Regions from separate parts of the Homo sapiens genome. Here region 2 is linked to region 1. A link is a contact called in ENCODE Hi-C or POLR2A ChIA-PET data. All regions are on one chromosome and are shown on one strand. Each heading gives the region's core, a stretch centred on a gene start or an enhancer-like site at or near the end of the contact. The rest is flanking DNA. Distances are from core to core; before and after follow the strand shown. Region 1 overlaps ZFAND3 (zinc finger AN1-type containing 3). Region 2 overlaps BTBD9 (BTB domain containing 9).

Region 1 (7,383 bases), core at 1,536-4,035:
GGACCAGCCAGCCGGTCCTCTGGTCTGTGTACCTCCCTCACTCCCTGCAGGCTGTTCCTCGCACAGTGGCAGCCTGACCGAACCCCCAAGCGGCAGGCAGGGCCCTCCATGCCCATCGCAGACAAAGACCCTCAGACCCTATGCTTCTCCCCCTGCTCCCTTCCCCCTGCGTATCGTGTATGCCTGTCACCCCTCTAATATTCTTTGCACTGCCCTTATTTTGTTCCCTATAGCTGTAGTTTGGGTCACCATCATATCCCCAGTGTCTGGGATGCTGCCTGGCATATAGCAGGTGTTGAATGAAGGTCACCCTAGCCAGGGCTGTGGGCTGGAAGATGCCCCTAATGGGGCTGCCACGGTGCAGACCCAGAGCTTTACCTCTGGGGTCTATGTCTTGGTCCCCACCCCCACCCCGAACTTGGGCACCTTGTCATACACAGCAGATCCCTCTCCTCCTAGTCTGGGAGTCCCTCCTCTTCAGCTCCTCCTGGTGTTTGGTGGATGTGGGCCTGAGGACTCCAGAGACACTCCAGCTCCCTGTCAGCAAGTTCTCCCATCGAACCCTGTGATGTGTGCCCCAGGCCCCTTCAACTGCACTCCTCACTGCTAGGATTGATAGAGCTGCCTGGAAGAGGTGGCCAGGAGGGGAGCCTGAGGTGTGGGGTCCTTCCAGGTCGAAAACTCAAAAGGCCTTTTATTAGGTCCCGGGTCTGGGGTGCTCTCATCTGCCAACAATTCAATCACCTAACCCTGTGGGACGCTCCAGAGGGTGTGCAGCGGGAGGGCCAGGCCTGGGCCCAGCACGCACTCGGTGTTGCCATCTTCCTGCTCCAGGCACTTTTTCCATCCCAGGCTCTCCAGTGACGGGCAGGAAACACCCTTCTGTGTTTCTGTGTGAATTTGGGCACAGCATTTAAGCCAAAGGAAAGGTGACATTCCATCTGTCTGCCCAGCCAAACATCTGGGTTGCTGGATGGCATACCACAGAAGCCCGGAGATAGGAACTTCCAGGCTGACCTGAAGGGAGTGAATTTGACTACTCTAGGTACCTCCAAGTGGAATCACACAGGATCAAGGGAGAGTTTTTCAGGTGTTTGGCGCACAGTAGGTGCTCAATGAACCAGGGCAACTTTTCCCAAGGTGTGCTGATTAAGAAAAGTTTTTTTGGTAACAAATAAGCTTGGTGTTGCCACAGCCACCTTTCCCAGGGTTTTTAAATTAAAAAAAAAAATACATATATATGTTTAGATATGGGCTCTCAGGCTGTTGCCCATGCTGGAGTGCAGTGGTGCAATCCTAGCTCACTGCAGCCTCCAACTCTGGGCTCAAGTGATCCTCCCGCCTCCACCTCCTGAGTAGCTGGGACTATCAGGCGTGTACCACCACCCGCTCCCCGCAGCAATTAAATTTTTTTTTTTTTTTTTGCATCACATGCCACATGCAGGGTTTGAAAAGAAAAAAAAAATATTTTTTCGTAGAGATGAGGTCTCACCATGTTGCCTGGTCTCGAACTCCTGGACTCAAGGGATCTTCCCACCTTGGCCTCCCAAAGTGCTGGCATTATAAGCTCAAGCCACCGCCCTCAGCCTTCAGGGTTTTAAACATGTGCTGTGTTGTGATGTGCCAGCTGCCTGCATCTTCCAAAGCAGCTCTGATCAAAACCAACACTCTATGTTGCATCTCAGAGACCTGAACTCCCTGAAACCCACTTTCAGAGAACAGTAAGGCAGGTTTCTGAGGACTTGGCCCCTCAGTTCCCAGGAAGGGCTTCCATCATTCCCTTATTAAAGCATTTCAATTTTTCAATCAATGTTATATGTTTAACTGTAGTCGTAAATATAAGGCCTACTGCATTCCTATCTCCTACCCCAAAGAAAACCAATTTTAACTTCTAAGCTTTTTCCTCCTCTTTTACCTCCATATTTCTAAATAACATACTACTCTCAAGTTTTCAGCTTTGGACATCCTTTGTTGATTTCCTGCTAAGAACAAGAACTTGGCTCTCTTATCCTCTGCCACCAATACACAGGCACATTCTTTCCCTCTCCCAGTCTCCTACTGAGATCCAGCATATATTTTTACCAGAGCAATATTCACTAGTATTTGTGTTTACATTATTTGTACGTAAATATTATTCACAGCTGAGTCACACAGGGTCTGCAGCTCCTCTTCCTGTGTATTTCTGCTTAGGCATTAATACACTGTTATTACTTGCTTAATTGTCTGTATCTGTCTCTGATTCTTAGACCTTCTCCAAGCCCTCTGACAGGACCCAGTGCTGACAAGATATGGGGCCACCTCGCAGGCCTCGAGCTGTGTGCTGAGTTCCCCCAGAGCCCGCCCCAGGTCCCAAGTCTCCATGTCTTTCTCCGATCACTCCTCCCTCACTGCAGCCTTCCCCCATGTAGTTGCGAGAATGGCTGCTGAGGAAATCAGGTTTTGAGACTCCTGCAGACTTCTCTTGGGTATCTGTGTTACTGTTGTGCCCATCTGGGGCCCTCTCTCTTGGAGACCCCCTTCTTGGGGCTAGAGGGGCTGCTCACAGCTCCCTGAATGTGCTGCTGATGGCTCCCTTGAAGACCACGGCCCACTCCCACCCATGGTTTCCTGTTTCTCACGCCACCCAGCAGGAAGGTTTCTGCTTGTCTTCCCACCATCCCCTCTTCTTGCTGTGGACTGTTGTTGGCATAACAACAGTTATGTTGTTGCTGTGGACTGTTGCTCTGTGAAGCAATCAGGAAGGAGCTGACGCAGACCCAGTTCCTGTGGACCAGTGGGCAGAGCACAGCCCACTGCTCCCTGCAGGCCCGCCTCACACCCAGGCCACCAAGGCCCTCTCTTGCCCTTTGCCCCCGTGCTTGTTCATCGCCACTGGGCCTCTGATTTCCTCTGAGGATTTTCATCACGCTCATGACAACTATGCGGTCAATATCTCTGTCCTAAAAGAAGTGGGGACAGGTCCCACTCCTGTGCCTCGCCCCTGCCCTGCCAAATGTTTTTTGAACATTTAAAAATGTAGTTAAGTTCATCCTATACACCAAAGAGTGCCACAGCACACACCTCCTCCAAGCCAGCCTTTGGGAGCCTTCGTCATCCATCCTGGAGGCCCTTCCTAGGGTGGGGTTCGGGTCTAGGGCATGCTGCCTTCCCTCAGGACCCAGCACCCACCCCACCCACGCCTGGGGCCCTCAGGGCTGGGGCTCGTTTTCTGATCCCCCCCAGTGTGTAACCTCCTGGCTGCTGGCACAGGCTTGGCCCTGCAGACCCACCTTTACCCCAAGGCCAGTCCCGCAGCTTCCCAGGGCAGAGGCTCCCAACAGAAAGCAAGGAAGCGGCTGTTTAGCCTGGACACTAACTGGACGAGTGCCTCCAAGTACTGCAGACGGTCTCTGCACACAGGCCCCCATCTCTTTCCAGCCCTGGCCAGGGAGATGGGTCAGTTTTCCCAGCAACCCAGGGGGCACTTAGGAGAAGGGGTGAAACAAGAAAACCAAACTTTCATACGATTGGTTTAATTTTTTTTTTCAGCAGGAGAAAAAAGAATAAAGTTACAAGATTCTTTTAATATTTTCACAATGTTAAAACTAAAACTGAGCTCTAGGCTATGTGTGTAAGTAAATCTAGAACACAAAAGGGTTAAATAAGATTTTCTCTTTTAAAGATACAAGAATTTAAGCTTTCCTTACATTTAACAAACTTCACAGAACAGATACTGCAGGGGAACAAGCCCCACCCCCCACCCCCCCCAGCTCTAAGTCAGGAAGCGAACATGGGCTTCGCTCCCCCAGGCCAGCTCCCCTGGGCTCCTTCCCATGGCTGCCTCCACGCAGCAGGCAGAGGAGGGGGCGGGGGGCCCTGGGGAGGGCCGGGAAGGGCTCGCACAGCCTCTTCGGGACCAGAGCTTGGCGGAAGCCTATGGGGGGCTGCCTCACTGAGGATGGCCCGTATGGTGGCCAAGGGCTGTGGCTTGACAGCAGTGGTAAACGCTGGGCAGACCTGGCCCCTCTGCCCTGGGTTGCCCTAGAGCAAGACACCGGTCTGGGTCCTGAAGCAAGAATTAAGGCTGGGGATTTTGCAGCGGGTTCCACTCTGGTGGGTGGAGGGTGGGAAGAGCATGACTTCCTATTTCAGTACGTCGGATCAAAAAACATTTGCAGTTGCAGGTGTTCAGCTGTTAATTTGCAGACAGAGTTGAACCATTTGTTGTTTTATAAAAAGGAAAGTTGCTGGGTTAAACTATTCCAGTAGCCTATGTGTGGGCAGATCCACGCTGCCTCCGCAGGGGCCTCCTGCCCTCACCCACCTGGATCTGATGCGGCACTAGGACCACTGGGACTGCTCACCCTGCCTGGGCTTTCAAGGGAATCCTGATCCTGTCCACCCAGCCCCAGCCCCACCTGACTGGTAGTGATTTCCTAACATGGGGCAACCAGGCCCACCCCCACCCTTCCCCACCTGGCGTGCGCAGTTGCAGCTGCTGAAATCCTCTGTGAACATGAGGGGGCACAGGTGGAGAAATGTACCCTCAGGCCCTCACCTACCAGAGCAAATATCACTCTCGGAGCTGGGCCACAGCCACAAACCGCTGTTCTAGACAGATCCAAACCCACTGTCCCTGGGACGTATGCTGCCTTCCCTTACTAAACTTGCTATATGGTAGATGTGGACTGGGTGTCCTTGGACTATGGGGCTGCATAGAAACGAGAATGGAGGCCACGACATCATCCTCTTGGCCCCTGGAGGCACGGGCGGCTCCAGCTGGAAGGGGCAGAGCCCGTGGGCGGCAGCTTCCCCAGCTGCTGCTCCCAGCACTTCTACTGATTCTTGTTGGCTATGAAATGTCTTTTTAAAAAACTCCCAATATAGAAATCTGGCTGCAGAGGCCAGTGTGCAGACCCAGCCACCGCGCTGTGCTGCCATTCGCCACATCTGGTCCGTGCCAGATCCCTGCACTGGCGAATGGCAGACCAGAGCCGGCGGAGGCGGGGCACTCTGGCTGCTTCTCGTGACCTTGGATCCTGTGTAGAAAAGGCGGGTCTCGTTCGTGGACTAGTCTTGAGTGGAGCTAATTTTCAAAGTGAGGTTACTGTTTCTCTTCTTGTGTGATGAGTTTTTTCATAGCAAGTCAGGTAAAAAAATTTCCGTAAGAATCTGTCCCCCACCCCCCATTTCCAGCTCTGTGGGAGAGTGAGGCCACCACCCAGCCCAGCCACGTGGCCAATCTCAGCAGCCTCCCGTGGCCAAGGCACACGTGGCCATCAGGTATCCTGGCTACTGGGACTAAGGATAAGTGAAGAGGTGAAAGGCCGATCATTAAACAGAGTTTCTGGCAAAGCCATGTGCGTCGTGGGAACTTTAACACCAGCTTCTACTCCTCTATTAACTCAGAGTCTCCGTCTGGAACACTTTCCACTTAAGGCTTTTTATAAGTTTGACTCCAGCAGTGACAGGTATGTGTTGTTTTAAATCCACTAGCCATGCTCAAAAAAAAAATATTCTTCATGTTTTAATTTTATACAATGGCTAGCAGGCACCTTAGTAACCAGCCAGAAATCAATTTCAACCACCATCAACCCCTAAACTACAGTACCAGGATGGCTGGCTAAAGAAAGGAAACGGACTGGCTGCAGTCTGACGCGTGCCCAGTACAAGGTGTCTGGCTGACTTTGTCCTAAATAAGGCTAACATTAGTGAACTAAGAACAGCGTCACGTGGTGGCCATGCCTGGCCTTCAGGAGCACCCCTCCCCGATGCGCTGGCAGGAGCGCCCCACTTTCCGGTCCAGCTTCACCATTTTCATGATGGCTTCCTCCCGGCCACGGCCCATGTGGTCGAATGTGCAGTCGTGCTGCTCGGGGAGGCGATGTAACATACAGAACACATAACCTGCAGCAGCGGGAGAAGCAGAGGAAAGAGTGTGTTAGGGTGGCCTCCAAGTGCGCAGAGCCTCACAATTGCCTTTGTCCAGAGGATGGAGGGGCATCCCAGTGAGTGGACAACACTCACTGCAGGGGTTCCTGATGCAGCAGAGAGCTCACTCCAACACCTGCACCCTGGAGCAAGAGGGTCAGCACTTTGCATTCCACAGCTGCTCAAGCCTGTCCCTGCCTGGACCCTTGAAGGGTAGAACCCTAAGTTGATGGCTGCGAGACACAGCCCTGTCCTTGCAAATGAGTGGGCTCTGCGCTCCTCTCCAGCACCATGCAGGCGGAAGAGCACAGGCTGTCAGCTCAGCTCTCTGCTTGGCTCGGGCAAACTGTGATTTCCACCACAGGATGCCCACCATTTCTAGGAGGCAGGAGAAATGATTATGTCTTAAATGACATTCCACCTCCTGTACAGCCGGGGCTTGAGAGGATGGTGGGAGTGATCAAACCACAACCCAAAAATGAGTGGGAGCTCTCAAAGGAAAGTGGATTATTTCTAGTGCTAGAAAAAGTATTAGATAGAAACAGAGGAGACAGCAATGCTGGGCTCCAATCGCCATCTCCAAGGAATCTGACACTTCTAACTGCACTGGGTAGGTGAGAGAGGTTGAGATGCCCACACTCGGGCCCCCAGCTGTCCTTCCCTCCACTGGGTAGGTGAGAGAGGTTGAGATGCCCACACTCGGACCCCCAGCTGTCCTTCACTCCACTGGGTAGGTGAGAGAGGTTGAGATGCCCACACTCGGACCCCCAGCTGTCCTTCACTCCACTGGGTAGGTGAGAGAGGTTGAGATGCCCACACTCAGGCCTCCAGCTGTCTTTCCCTCCCAGAAGCGCAGGATGCTGCAAGGCTCTTTTTGAAGCAGAGAAATCCAAGGGAGACACTGGTCTGGCAAATAAGAGAAAAAGACCAGTGATGAAAGATCAAGAGGCCTATCGAGCAGGGAGCCGGTACAGGTAAAGTCACTCTGGGTCAGGAACAAGGAGGGGAGGGCTGCAGGGAGCCAGGAGCCAGGCTCAGAGAACTCAGGGCGCAGCTGCACCGGGGTGTCTCCCATTCCCTCCAGCTTCCCAGGCAATCTCTAGAGCGGCCGATACGCATGTGGAGCACAGACGTCTGAGGTCCCCAGAGTCTGCTGGCCGCCTCTTTCAAAACGCTGGGGAGAACAAGATCAGGGCTAGGAAGACACCTGCCAGTGCTGGCTGGCTCCTCATCACCTTCTCATCCCATCAGCATTATCTCACCACACCTCCAGGCCCCGTGGGCCTGGATCAGGTCCACAGGAGCAAGCTTCCAGGTAAATCTAGATCCATTCCTAAACCTGTTCTCCCTGTCTGGAGCAGGCATCCCACAGCAGCCTGCCCAAGCAAACACTCTCCTTACTTGTTTTCCAACCAACAGCATCTCTTTTCAGACTTCTTTCTTTTAAGCCCTCATCCAGGCCATAAAGAACAG
Region 2 (7,383 bases), core at 2,549-5,048, 110 kb before region 1:
AGCCTCCTGAGTAACTGGGATTACAGGTGCACGCTGCCACGCCCGGCTAATTTTTGTATTTTTAATAGAGATGGGGTTTCCCCATGTTGCCCAGGCTGGTCTTGAACTCCTGACCTCGGGTGATCCACCCACCTCAGCCTCCTAAAGTGCTGGGATTACAGGTGTGAGCCACCGTGCCTGGCTGAGAATTTTCATTAAATTGGACTGTGTAGTATGAAGTCTAGATCATAAGCCTGGGGCAAAATTTATTTGTTAAAAGAAAAAAAAGAGTTTGTCAAGTGATTAAATAATCTGTAAAAGATTGCTTGGGCAGTGTTTAGCCCATGTAAGAAAATTAACCAGGAAACTTAGGAAAATAGATTTGCGTTGAAAGCAGGAAATGTGCTGATTATAAATTGTTTTTTTTCCAAATGTGATAATGTATGCAAAAACATTTTGAAACTAGTGAGGACTGTGTGAATGTGAGGTGGGACTATGATTAATTGTTCACCATTCATTCCACACTCAGTATCTAATGAATATTGCAGCTGCAGCCATGTATTTGGTAATGTGGTGTTAGCTTTTATGTTATCACCTAAAACTTGAAGTTAAAAACTTAATCTTTCTAAGAAGTGAAAAGATGGTCTTAGTTAGCTGTTAAAAGTTGGTTGTTTTAGCCAGGTGTGGTAGCTCACGCCTGTAAGCCCAGCACTGTGGGAGGCTGAGGCAGGCAGGTCGCTTGAGCCCAGGAGTTTGAGACCTATCTGGGCAACATGGCAAATCACCTTCTCTACAAAAAAATACAAAAAATTAGCCAGGCCTGGTGGCGAGTGCCTGTAGTCTCAGCTACTTGGGAGGCTGAGGTGGGAGGATCACTTGAGCCCGGGAGGTGGAGGTTGCAGTGAGCAGAGGTTGCAGTAAGCCAAGATTACGCCACTGAACTCCAGCCTGGGCAACAGATTGAGACCCTGTCTTAAAAAAAAAAAAAAAAAAAGATTGGTAGTTTTGTATTGTCTCCAAGTTTTGGAAAGTTTTGCCCCATCCAGCTTTCCACAGTTATATCCTCCAGGCATATTCTCCATTGATATTTTTCCACTTTCAGATAACATACCTAGATTATACTATATTTCTCATGGTATGTGGGCTTTAAATAAATAAATAAATAATTATACTATATCAAATATAAGATTTCATGAGAAAGAAAATCCCTCCTTAAATATCCCCCTTTCTCAATGAGCCAGCCTACACAGTGGAGCCAAAATGTATACTTGCCACCTCCTCACATTTTTGTAATCCTGGACTTCAGTTGACTAAACACAGAAACTACATATGCCACACACCCGAGAGCTTCTGCTTGCCTTTTCTCTGGCTACCTGCAAGAGAATATTGTTAATCAGTGCCATCGTTTCTTCCCCTTTTAGAGAAATCACCCTCCACGTCCCAGATATGAGAGATTAAACATTATGAGACAGTAGGTAGACTCTCTGATGTCCTTTGACTAATGCATTTCCCCAGAATCCATTCCATCTGATGAGCAGCCAGTTTTTCCCTCCTCCTGCTATTAGGAGACTGGTGTTCCCTTTGCCCTGAAAGGTCGTGGCCCATTCAGAGGCAGGCCTCTGCAGTGGCAACACCTCAGGGGTTCTCATGTCTGGAATCTGCAGGGCAGCCGCCTGGTCTACTTCACACACTTTTAAGAAAACATGGTTACTGGGCTCTAGGCTCCCGCTGAGAATCTCATTTTGGACTCAGCGTCCTCCAGCAGCTCTTCTCAGCTGGACCTTGCTCCCCACCTGAGGGTGAAGCCACGTCATCGAACCCTGTGACAGCTGACGATAAGGAGCCCTCTCATCTTTGGGAAAGTCCCTCTTTCTCACCGGCAGAGTTGTTTCTCTGAAGCTGTATTAATTCCTTCTGGAAGCTGTTACAGGCTCCCTCCTGCCCCTCAGTAGCAGAGATTAGAATAGGGACCCTAATGTGTTGTTTGTCTTTCTGCTTCTCATCCAGAGGAGCAGGAACTGGACTTTTCCGAATTAGGTGAAAGTGCTGAAGTTTCCCTTTGTCACCACAACTCCTTACCTCTCTCCCTCACCTTTACAGCTGCCGCATCTGTTCTTTGCATCATGACCTCCAGTCTCTCTCTGTTCTGAACATTAGTCTACCATCTCTGATCCCACTTACCTCCTCAGAAGCCTACAGGTGGTCATTACTTTTCCTGGCCCTTCGTTCTCTGACCCTGGCCTGTATCCTCCTTGTCACTGTTGGCCCTGCTTCCCCAGTGCCACCGCTGAGGAGAGTTATAAACTACACTGATTGTTCCATCTTTGCAAGGCTCTCTCCCTGCAGCTCCACTGATGCCACTGAGCCCACTCCAAAGCCTGTTTTGCCTTGCCACCGTACACCACAGTCTTACCGCTCTCCGTTTCTACATAGAATCCTCTTTCATAATTGAACGAAAAGATTGCCATCATAAGGGAGGTTTCCCACCACCCCTGCTCTTTACCTCGTTGTCTCTCTGGTCCTGTAGCCATCACGGTATCATTGCTATCCTCACTGCCATAACATCTACTCTTATTGCGTACCTTTTCTGTCCAGTGCACTCCACCAGGAGCTTATCTTTGGCCCTTTTAGTTCCAAGTAACAGAAACCAAGTAAAGATAGGTTAAGCCGCAAATGGTAACTTTATTTAAGTGATTAGAAGATTTCTCACGGAATACTAGAGGAGAAACTCGGAGGGCCCTAGTAGGTTTTGAAACCAGACATTGGAATCTGTCGGGACCCCAGGTAGCCCTCCCTGGACTGCACAGCCTGTGGTCTCTGCTTCTCACTGCAGGTATCTTTCTTTGCTTCTGTATGCCTGTGATCAAAGAGACTCACCCCAGAATGCCTGTATTTTCATCATCTCATTTTAAGTGAACAGGGCACGTTAGGCTGGAATCTCACATAATTCTAAATTTTTGAGAAAGGAAATCTGATTAGCCCAGCATGGATTGGGCAGCTTCCAAGTCCAGAGGATAAACTGAGCTCAGGAATCTCCCATGTCCACCTTGAGGTTGTGCTGGAAAGAGTTGTCAAAGACAGGAGTTACTGTGTAATGTACAGACATACCAAAAAAACCTCTGCATATGCTATAACAGAATATTAAATGTTAGAACTGGAAGAGTGCTGAGAAGCCATCAAATCTCGACATTTAATGTCACAAAGGATGAAACCAAAGTATAAGTAAAGTGACTTGCCTAATGTTACTGAGTAGTTATTCAGTAAATATTTTTTGAATTGTTGAATGGAAGACAATTATTTCTGAAGAACTTAAAGGATCTTTACCAAAGAATATACTGTATACATTTTTGAGATCAGGAGTATCTTTCACTTTAACTGAAAGATTAGGAATGGATTTGATCATAAGTTATTGCACTGTCACTAATATCCTGGTTGCTGATCTTCCTTTAGTTGGTTTTCACCCAAATGAGAAAATTTAGCAACAGTGGCATTATGGTCCCAGGCCTTCCAGTGGAATTTCCCACAAATGATGGACAGTTAGAAACAGGCAAAACAGGCCCTTGCTTCTGGTCTAAAAGGCACCAATTCAGTGGAGAAGCTGTTGACCTCAACTGTTATACTTCAGCCATTGTTCACAATCTGGCACAGTATTAATCCCTTAAGAAAAGGATGAAAAAAGTGCCATTCAGCACAACATAGTTTGTCATCGCATGCATAATGTAGACTTTCCAATTAAAATGCTACAATTTGGAAACTTTCTTCACAGACTGATGAGAGAGCAACTATTTTAAAGACTGGAAACCTCAGTCCACTGGGTTTGCATTGAGTCACTTCTGACTCAAGCCACAAAGAAAAGAGTTTTGAAAACATATTCGCTATTGAATTTTGTATCAAAATACCAGCAAGGAGAGCAATTAGTTGCTGTAAACTGAACCCCTGGTAATCAATGGTATGCAGCCAGCCAGAGCATTTATGGAAGATGTAAGCAAAATCACATCTGCTAATCAATTAAAAAAAAAAAAAAGCCCAGCACTTCACTGCTTTTAGGGAAACTGCACAATGAGAATAAGGGAAGATGGAGGAGACAACATATATAATATCACCAGGCATTTCATGCTGTGCTCATTAGTTAGAGAGGTTTGTGGCAACAGCTAAACACCGACCTGATCTGCATCAATAAATCTTGGCCAGCAACTTCCTTTATTCAGCCCCTTTTGAAAATGGCTTCTGATCTATGGGTGGAAGTGTGCTGTGTATGTTTAAGGAGCTCATTTCAGTTAAGGTCATAGAGAGTGTCTGTCCTGGATGAGCTCACCATGCAAACATTCCCAGCTAGTTTACAAGTCAGAAATAGCTCTCTGTTGTTGCAGGCACAAAGACATAAGAATACACTTTGCAGGCAGCCAAAGAAGTGAAGGGAATTGGTAGAGCAAAATTCCTCTCAATGGAAAAGCAGAGGTTGAATCAGTTTTTCCTTTAGTATTCTTCAGCTGCAGTTGCTTTTTTCAGTCAAATCAACAAAGGGGTTTAATTCCTGGCTAAGCCTAAATTCCAAGCAAATGTGCATCCTAGGCATGAGTTAGAAGTCCTCTTTAAAACTTCAACATGTAGGTTGAGTCTGAGCCCTAGGCTCGATGACCTGAGATCCGTCAGTGTCCCTTTTCCACTCAGGAGTCACCATGACCCCACATCTCCAGTCCCTGGGGACTCTTAATAGAGGACTAGAGAGAGGATGTCTCAACCAGTATGAGCACTTGGCTGCTGTTCAGAAAAAAAGAATTTAGGCCAGAATAAATTAGTGAGGTAAAGATCGATAGACTAGGCTAATAAAAATTAATACCTTCAGCATGCAAACTATGATAGGCAGTGGATTAATATCCTTTAAATATAGAGGACATTTTGTAAGTCATTAACAAAAAGATACATATAAGTAGAAAATGGGTAAAATGTTCAAGCTCAATAAGTTAAAAATTGCAGATTAATAAGATATTTCAGCTATCAAATTAGCAGTATTTTTAAACATAATATATAATATTGGTGATGATGCACAGAAACAGGCATTTGTTATGCAGTGCTGGTAGTGTTAATATAAATTGGTATAGATTTTTGCTTGGGGTTGGGGGGAATAGAAGTATACAGCTATTTTATGATATACATCAAAGCCTCAAGATGTTATATGCCCTGTTCCAGGAGTTTCACTTACAGAATCATTCAAAGACAATAATCATAGATTTAGCTTAAGAATGTCTATCACAAAATTTTCATAATACGCTGGACTCAGTGGCTCATGCTTTTAATCCCAACACTTTGAGAAGCTGAGGTGGAGGGATTGCTTAAGGCCAGGAGTTGGAGACTAGCCTAGGCAACAAAATTAAAAAAAAAAAAATATCAGCTGGGCGTGGTGGTGTGCACCTGTAGTCCTAGCTACTCAGGAAGCTGAGGCAGGAGGATCACTTGAGTCCAGGAAATTGAGGCTGCAGTGAGCTATGATTGTGCCACTGCATTCTGCAGCCTGGGCAACAAAGCAAAACCCTGTTTCCAAAGAAAAAAAAAAGAATTTTCATAACAGTGAAATATTAACTACTTAAGTGTCAGATAATAATAGATTGATTAAATAAAGTATGAGACATCCATACAGTGAAATACTATGAAGTCAGTACATATGATGTAGAAGAATATTTGATGTTACAAAAAGATATTCATAATAGACCATTAAGCAAAAGTAGCAAGTTACAAACCATATGCACTGTGTGTATATGTTTTAAAAGTTACTGGAATTTCAGATTACCTTCATTTTAAGATAATAATTTGCCTTGAAACAAATTGGAGGACTTTTATAGAATAAGCTACTTACAGAGCATGATATATACAACTTAAAATTTTCCTCAAATATGTTATCACTCCAAGAATATCTACTAGAACATATATGATACTCATAATTTATCCTTCTTTTTTTTATCTTCTCCATATCCCATATCCTCTTCAAGGCTGTCATTTTCCATGAAATGTTTTGAGATGTGGTTAGGTTCTATCCCAAAACGGACTGACCATTTTCATTTCAGTCCTCTGTAGAAACACTAGCTTATGATTATCTAGAAGGATAGGGAATATGATAAACCTAGCTCTCCATAAATAATTAAAAATCCCACTGGGGAAAATAACCTCAACATTATCTTCCAACAACAGTTATGGTAACAGAACTGTTAAATGAAGAGAATGATTAATTGATTTGAAGTTTTCCCCTAGTTTTACTCTACTGTGTCAGAGTTACGAATGATTTCAATCCAGAACATATATGGAACATATGCCATGAACAGAGCCTACATGTTTGAAGCAGAGTTTTTAAAAAGAGAAAGACCAAACATCTTTCTAAAGTTCTTATAATCAAAATAAGAACCAGACAAACATAGGAGCAAAAAATACACTTTTAAAAGTTACTCAAAATAAATATAAATTAGCATAGGCTGACTGCATAAAAGTGCTTACAGACTAGGATAATATTTGAGGAAATGACTAATGAAGGAAATGATTCACGTTCTTATAAGAAAATTAGTGTAATCTAAGAGTAGAATTTTGGGCCACTTAAGAACAACAGAGTGGAATCCTTTCTGATTCATTCAGGGTACTTGGAGAGATTAAACACTCAGGCGTATTAAAGAGAATCAGTAGGTATCATCTACTAATGCTTTCCAAACCCATTTAACAGTTTTCTCTACTTAAAAGATGAGTTCAAAAATATTAGGTAGCATGGGTTTAGTAATTGATAGCAAACAGAATTACAATAGAAAATAAGGAATGAAAGGGAAGGCGAGCCCTTTAGGAGGCCAGGCGAGAGGGTAGCTTGAGGCCAGGAGTTTGACCCCGCCTGGCCAACACAGTGAGACCCTATCTCTACAAAATAATCTTTTGTTTGTTTGTTTTTTAATTAGCTGGGTGTGGTAGTGTGTGCCTGTAATCCCAGCTACTTGGGAGGCTAAGGCAGGAGGATTGCTTTAGCCCAGGAGTTTGAGGCTGCAGTGAGCTATGATTGCACCACTGCACTCCAGCCTGGGCAACAGAGAGAGAAGCTGTCCTCCCAACCTTCCCCAACAACAAAAAAGGTAACGGTGAAGGAAAACGGAAAACACAGGCAATCCTAGTCCTCAGTAATAGCTTTATATGTGATACTAAACTGAACTTGTGCAAAGGATTTTCACTGATTATAATCATAAGATTAAGGGAAAATAATACAAGCTACTTTTATAGAGTGATAGGTTAGAGGTTGTAAATTGTGAACCAGATATGTAAACTGAGAGTAATGGAAACATTTGGCAGTGGGATTACAGAAATGGGCTTTTGGTGAAGGTACCAGGTTAGAACCTTGTATCATTTCCATCACTTAGTTACTGTATGAGTTTAGACAAG

Evidence for each region. Hi-C counts contacts between places; a loop is a spot of excess contacts on that map. ChIA-PET counts read pairs that join two places held with the same protein, here RNA polymerase II (POLR2A).
Region 2: POLR2A ChIA-PET joins it to region 1 with 11 read pairs in BJ. The contact joins two enhancer-like sites. A Hi-C loop is called at or near these places in 1 of 168 maps with a recorded cell type or tissue (astrocyte of the cerebellum). POLR2A ChIA-PET finds 5 or more read pairs at or near these places in 2 of 52 experiments (BJ and H1).

Annotation. Positions count from the first base shown.
Region 1 is chr6:38,150,738-38,158,120 of GRCh38, reverse strand. It overlaps ZFAND3 (zinc finger AN1-type containing 3), which reads right to left. Exons shown (of 6, transcript NM_021943.3): 6 at 3,497-5,886. The coding sequence ends at 5,732. Among named protein-coding and RNA genes, the nearest start is that of BTBD9-AS1, 330 kb to the left of the region's middle. RefSeq lists an enhancer at 4,464-5,084. Within about 2 kb of position 2,785, at least 5 of the 41 ENCODE cell types and tissues checked have a DNase peak (open chromatin) inside an H3K27ac peak, as active enhancers do.
Region 2 is chr6:38,259,091-38,266,473 of GRCh38, reverse strand. The region is part of intron 8 of BTBD9 (BTB domain containing 9); the gene reads left to right. Among named protein-coding and RNA genes, the nearest start is that of BTBD9-AS1, 220 kb to the left of the region's middle. Within about 2 kb of position 3,798, at least 7 of the 41 ENCODE cell types and tissues checked have a DNase peak (open chromatin) inside an H3K27ac peak, as active enhancers do.